Regions from separate parts of the Homo sapiens genome. Here region 2 is linked to region 1. Evidence: read pairs that join two places in POLR2A ChIA-PET (ENCODE). Cell type or tissue: CD4-positive, alpha-beta T cell. All regions are shown on one strand. Each heading gives the region's core, and the rest is flanking DNA. Links, peaks and the distances in the headings are about the cores only. Region 1 has its middle 110 kb from the start of LINC01891. Region 2 has its middle 34 kb from the start of LINC01891.

The links. Peaks named below come from ENCODE experiments on the same cell type or tissue, not always from the same donor. Only the 100,000 strongest peaks of a DNase experiment are listed, where the experiment ranks them.
Region 2: POLR2A ChIA-PET joins it to region 1 with 5 read pairs; 7 of 35 experiments call an interaction of 5 or more read pairs at or near these places.

The regions. Positions count from the first base shown.
Region 1 is chr2:234,347,217-234,350,132 of GRCh38, forward strand. No RefSeq gene overlaps it. Among named protein-coding and RNA genes, the nearest start is that of LINC01891, 110 kb to the right of the region's middle. In CD4-positive, alpha-beta T cell, for the core only: no CTCF peak of the experiment used is centred there; no DNase peak of the experiment used is centred there.
Region 2 is chr2:234,418,991-234,421,906 of GRCh38, forward strand. No RefSeq gene overlaps it. Among named protein-coding and RNA genes, the nearest start is that of LINC01891, 34 kb to the right of the region's middle. In CD4-positive, alpha-beta T cell, for the core only: no CTCF peak of the experiment used is centred there; a DNase peak (open chromatin) is centred at 1,561; H3K27ac peaks cover 1,671 bases.

The DNA of each region.
Region 1 (2,916 bases), core at 287-2,786:
GGTCCAGTGGAAAGCAAAAAGGCAAGGTCCTTTGTTCAAAAAGTATTAAGAATTTTAGAAAGGTAACAGCAGAATATTAAACCAAATGCAGGGCCCTTCTATGCTTAGGGCCCTGTGGGGCTGCACTGGTCCCACACCAGTGAAGCTGGTCATGACAACCAGAGGAGGGGTGCATGGTTCTCTGCTGGCCAGAAGACACAGCCATCTTAGTCACCTGCAAAGAAAATATTTTCTGAGCCTTGCAGTATAGTTTCTGTACCACCTGGGAGCTCCCATTCGACCTGTGTTGAATAAATGAATTGCCTGTGGCATGAGCTAACGGCTGATATGGGAATGCAAGATAATTGTTTCTCCAAACACCAACATGAAGAAAGGAGTGGTAAAGCCAGCAATTAATATTATGGGGATTCAAGACAGCATCAATAAATAGGCCAAGTCTGGAATTGGCTGCTACCTGGTCTTGGAAAAAGACAAGCAAAAATGATGCTTTAAAATGCATCAAAGACAGAGGAAGAATGGTCCTAAAGGTTGGACTTAAATGCCCATCGGGCCCTGGGGAAGTGATCATAAGTCAAGAAATAACAGGAGATAGAAAACTGTTCCGCTGCCATTGTGCTCCTTGGACTCTTTGCCTCTGATTCAGACCAACTGTTAAAACATCTCTGGGTTTACTCCAAAGCTGCTGGGTCAGAAACATGATTGACAGAGCCCTGGAATCTGCATTTTTTAACAAGGCTTCCAGGTGATTCTTGCTCACAATAAAGTGTAAGACCCACCGGTATCAGGGACTGTAAATCCCCAGCCTTATGTTTTCAGGAGACTATTTCTCCCCAACATGTTCAAAATATTATTCACTTCTGCAAAGATGAGGATTCAACTGCCCCGGTGGGCACAAAGAAGAAGAACGTTGGGCAGCGCGTGAGGCGAGGAGGATTGAGGGAGCTAAATATGGGCTGAAACAACCCTCAGGAGTGTCTCAGCTGCCTCGTGGCTTCCCAAAATCTTTTCCTGATGGCGCAGGCATGACTTGGAATACTTCTCCACTTTGCTGTGAAAGTTAGAGAAACACTTGTTGCAACCACAAGAATATTTACTGGAAGCAGGAAGTCATGTTCAGCCATCTGCTAACCAATGCTGACTTACTTCCTCTGACCCTAAGTTACTTATCCAACCCAGGGGCTTGTGTGAACCAGACACTTTCTGAGGTCCGTGTCTATCATCTGAACATGGTCAGAGCCGTGAGATCAAGTACAAAGAACACTAAGCAAGACCTTAGAAGACCTAGACTCAGTTAAGCTCCAGTTCCAGTTAGCTCTTGGATTTTGAGGAAGTTCCTTGACTCACCTGAGCTTCTTATTTATTGCTTTGGAAATTTTGAAATGGGGGATACTAAACCTATCACCAAGAGATTTTGTGAGAATTAAGTGAGAAAGTGTGAGTGAAAATACCTTGAAACATTTATATCAACAAAATGTCAGTCCTGGTTCCATGATTGTGACAATGCACGACAGGCCTCTTTGGTTGCATTCTTGAGTGTATCTTTCATAGTCCAAGAGGTGATATTCCTGGATAAAAAGTGTTATTCCCAAAAGTGGAATTTTGGGGTTGAGAGAATGTGAACATTTTTTAAGGCCCATGATACATCTTGTCAAATTACCCTCACAAAAGTTGTTCAAATTTGACTCCAACTAGCATTGTATGTGAGTACTAGTTCCCACCACACTGGTTAACGTTGAGCATTACCTTTTATTTTCATGTTTCCAAATCTGGTCTTGTTTAAGTTAGTATTTCTTAAATCTCTAATGATAGCATTAAAAATAACATCTATTTATAATGCATTTGCATCTCTCAATAAATGTGACCTGCTGCCTTACTGTTGTTTCTTTTTTCTTTTCTTTTCTTTCTTTCTTTTTTTTTTTTTTTGAGATGAAGTCTCGCTCTGTCACCCAAGCTGGAGTACGATGGCGTGATCTCGGCTCACTGCAACCTCTGCCTTCTAGGTTCAAGCAATTCTCTTGCCTCAGCCTCCTGAGTAGCTGGGATTACAGGTGTGTGCCACCAGACCCAGCTAATTTTTTGTATTTTTAGTAGAGACGGGGTTTCACCATGCTGGCCAGGCTGGTCTCGAACTCCTGACCTCATGATCCACCAGCCTCAGCCTCCCAAAGTGCTGGGATTACAGGCATGAGCCAACACTCCCGGCCTGCTTCTTTTTTCTAATTTTCTATCAGCATAGCCAGTATTTTTCTGAGTTGCTACTTCACTCATCATTCTTTATGACATTTCTTGACACATTAAAAAAAAACTTTTAATTTTATGGTAGTCAAAACATTTTAAGCATTGGATATGAGACAGCTAATATTGTTAATATAAATACATTCTTTACCACACTTACAGGATGGATTTTTCTACCCTTTCTCCAGCCCCCACACATACTTTATGTTTTATTTTTTAAGATGGGGACTTGCTCTGTTGCCCGGGCTGCAGGGCAGTGTTGTGATCATAGCTCACTGCATCCTCAAACTCCTGGGCTCAAGTGATCCTCCCACCTTAGCCTCCCAAAATGTTGAGATTACAGGTGTGAGCTACTGTACCCAGCCCACACACTTTAAAAGTGTACTTTGGAACAGTTTATATTGCACAGATATTGCAGACTTTTCAGATTTTAAAACAATAATCATAGATTGAACTACCAGGCCTTAGATTCTTATGTGGAAATAATTTAAACAAGTTTCTCATAGATGTTACTTTATAGATTTTTTTTCTTGTTAACTTCATTTTGATAAATGTTATTTTCCATCCCATAAAGGCTTTTAAATTTGAAGAAATATTTTAATTTTATCTTCTCTGCATATTATTCCCACATTTTTCTTCTTAATTTTGTATACTTATGTTTTATCTTTTTATAATATTTTC
Region 2 (2,916 bases), core at 309-2,808, 72 kb after region 1:
TGATTTACAGAAAAATTGCAGAGAAAATACAGAGTTCTCATATACTCACATCTGTTTTTTCTCTATCATTAACATTTTACATTAATATGATTTATCACAACTAATGAACTAATATTGATACATTATTACTCACTAAAGACCATACTTTATTGATGCTTCCTTAGTTTTTCCCCTGCCTTTTTTGTACCAGGATCCCATCTAGGATCCCACATGACATTCAATTGTCCTAGCTCTGCAGGGTTCTCTGGGCTGTGACAGTTGCTCCAACTTTTCTTTTCTTTTCTTTTCTTTTCTTTTGAGACATAGTCTTGCTCTGTCGCCCAAGCTGGAGTGCAGTAGCATGACCTCGGCTTACCGCAGCCTCCGCTTCCCAGGTTCAAGCGATACTCCTGCCCGAGTAGCTGGGACTACAGGCACATGTTACCAGACCCAGCTAATTTTTGTAATTTTAGTAGAGATGGGTTTCACCATATTGGCCAGGCTGGTCTCGAACTCCTGACGTCAAGTAATCTGCCCACCTTGGCCTCCCAAAGTGCTGGGATTAGAGGCATGAGCCACTGCACCCGGCCTTTTCTTGTTTTTGATGACCTTGACTCCTTTGAGGAGTGTTGGTTAGGAGTTTTATAGGATGTCCGTCAGTTTTGGTTTGTTTGGGGTTTTCCTCACAGACTTGGGTTAAATATAGTTTTAATATAAAACTCAATGTCCTTGAATGGTGTATTAGTATTCTTCAGAGAAACAGAACCAACAGGATCTATGTACATCTATATCTCTATATCTATGTCTATCTATAGACAGAGGTGGGGGAGAGAGAGAGCGAGCTTTATTTTAAGGGATTGGCTCCCTCAATTGTGGGGGCTGACAAGTCTGAAATCTGCAGGGTAGGCTGGCAGGCTGGGGCCTCAGAGAGTGGATGCTGCAGCTCACGTCCAATGGCAGGGTCTGGAGGCAGAACTGGCTTTTCAGGTCTTCAGGAGGATCTCAGCCTTTTTCTCCTTTTTTTTTTTCTTCTACGGAGTTTCACTCTTTCACCCAGGCTGGAGTGCAGTGGCGTTATCTTGGCTCACTGCAACCTCTGCCTCCTGTGTTCAAAAGCGATTCTCCTACCTCAGCCTCCCATGTAGCTGGGATTAGAGGCATGCATCACCACTCCTGGCTAATTTTTGTATTTTTGGTAGAGATGGGTTTTCACCATGTTGGCCAGGCTGGTCTCGAACTCCTGACCTCAGATGATCCACCCGCCTCGGCCTCCCAAAGTGCTGGGATTACAGGCGTGAGCCACCATGCCAGGCCCTCAGGCTTTTTCTCTTAAGACCTTTGGATTGGATGAGGCTCAGCCACATTATGGAGGATCATTGGCTGTACTCAAAGTCAGAAGATTTAAATGTTAATCACACCTAAAAAGTACCTTCCCAGCAGCATCCAGATTGGTCTCTGACCAAACATCTGGGCACCATAGCCCAGCCAAGTGGAGACTTCAAATTAACCTCTGTCAAGGGTGGCCCCCAGAAGTGTGGTTCTAAACAAGGCAGCAAGGGGGAGAGCGGGGGTTGTGGGTGGGAAGGAAGGTCTGTCAATAGCAGCACCACCCAGTTCAGGAACAAAAAGCTGCTGCCTGGTTGTTAACCTCTGAACTCCATGGCTGCAGCCCCCAAGTTAAACTGCTCCTTACTAACTGCAAACCAAACATGACGTCAGCCTGCTTGCAGTGCAGAGGCTGCAAGGAGATAATATTTATAGAGAATTCTTTGATTTCCTGGAGAAAGGTCAGAATCTGAATTGATGGGAATATAACTTCAGAATATGTAGACTCTTGCCGGGCGTACTGGCTCACGCCTGTAAGCCCAGCACTTTAGGAGGTTGAAGTGGGTGGATTGCTTGAGCTCAGCAGTTCAAGAACAGCCTGGGAAACACGGTGAAACCTCCTCAATACAAAAAAAAATAGCCAGGTGTGGTGGCACACTCCTGTAGTTCCAGCTACAGGTTCTGGGACTGTTCTGCCCACCTCAGCCTCCCAAAGTGCTAGAATTACAGGCATGAGCCACTGCACCCGGCCTGTTATGTGGTTTCTTAAGAAGCTACTCCTCCAGTTCCGGCAAGGCGGCTCATGCCTGTAATCCCAGCACTTTGGGAGGCCGAGGCAGGCGGATCACCTGAGGTCAGGAGTTCGAGACCAGCCTGGCCAACATGGCAAAACCCCGTCTCAACTAAAAATACAAAAATTAGCCAGGCGTGGTGGCATGTGCCTATCATCCCAGCTACTCGGGAGGCTGAGGCAGGAGAATTGCTTGAATCTGGGAGGCGGATGTTGCAGTGAGCCGAGATCACTTCACGCCACTGCACTCCATCCTGGGCAACAGAATGAGACTCTGTCTTGAAAAAAAAAAAAAGCTACTCCTCCAGCATTTCTTAATTATTTCCTGAGTGGTCCCTGGAGGTTCCCTTTGTCCCTCTGGGGATGCTTGAGTAGTAATAATTGCCCTGCCTTGCGTTAATATTGAACGTTCAGATGGCTTCCATGAGCATGATTCCATTCTACTTTTTACATGATCGCCCCAGGACTATCACATTCAGGTGGTCCTAAATAGGGACGGTTTAACCGTTAAAAAAAAAAAAAAAATAGAAGTGTACCAGCAGAATGAGTATGATTGCAAATAACAGCAAATATCCGCTTGACATGGCTTGAGCAATAATGTATTTGTATTTAGTGGGTAGTGGCACATGCAGAAGTGAAGATAGGGGATTGCCAAGTCATTTTTTTTTTTTTGAGATGGAATCTCACTCTGTCGCCCAGGCTGGAGTGCAGTGGTGTGATCTCCGTGCTCACTGCACCCTCTGCCTCCCAGGTTCAAGGGATTCTCCTGCCTCAACCTCCTGAGTAGCTGGGATTACAGGTGAGCGCCACCACACCTGGCT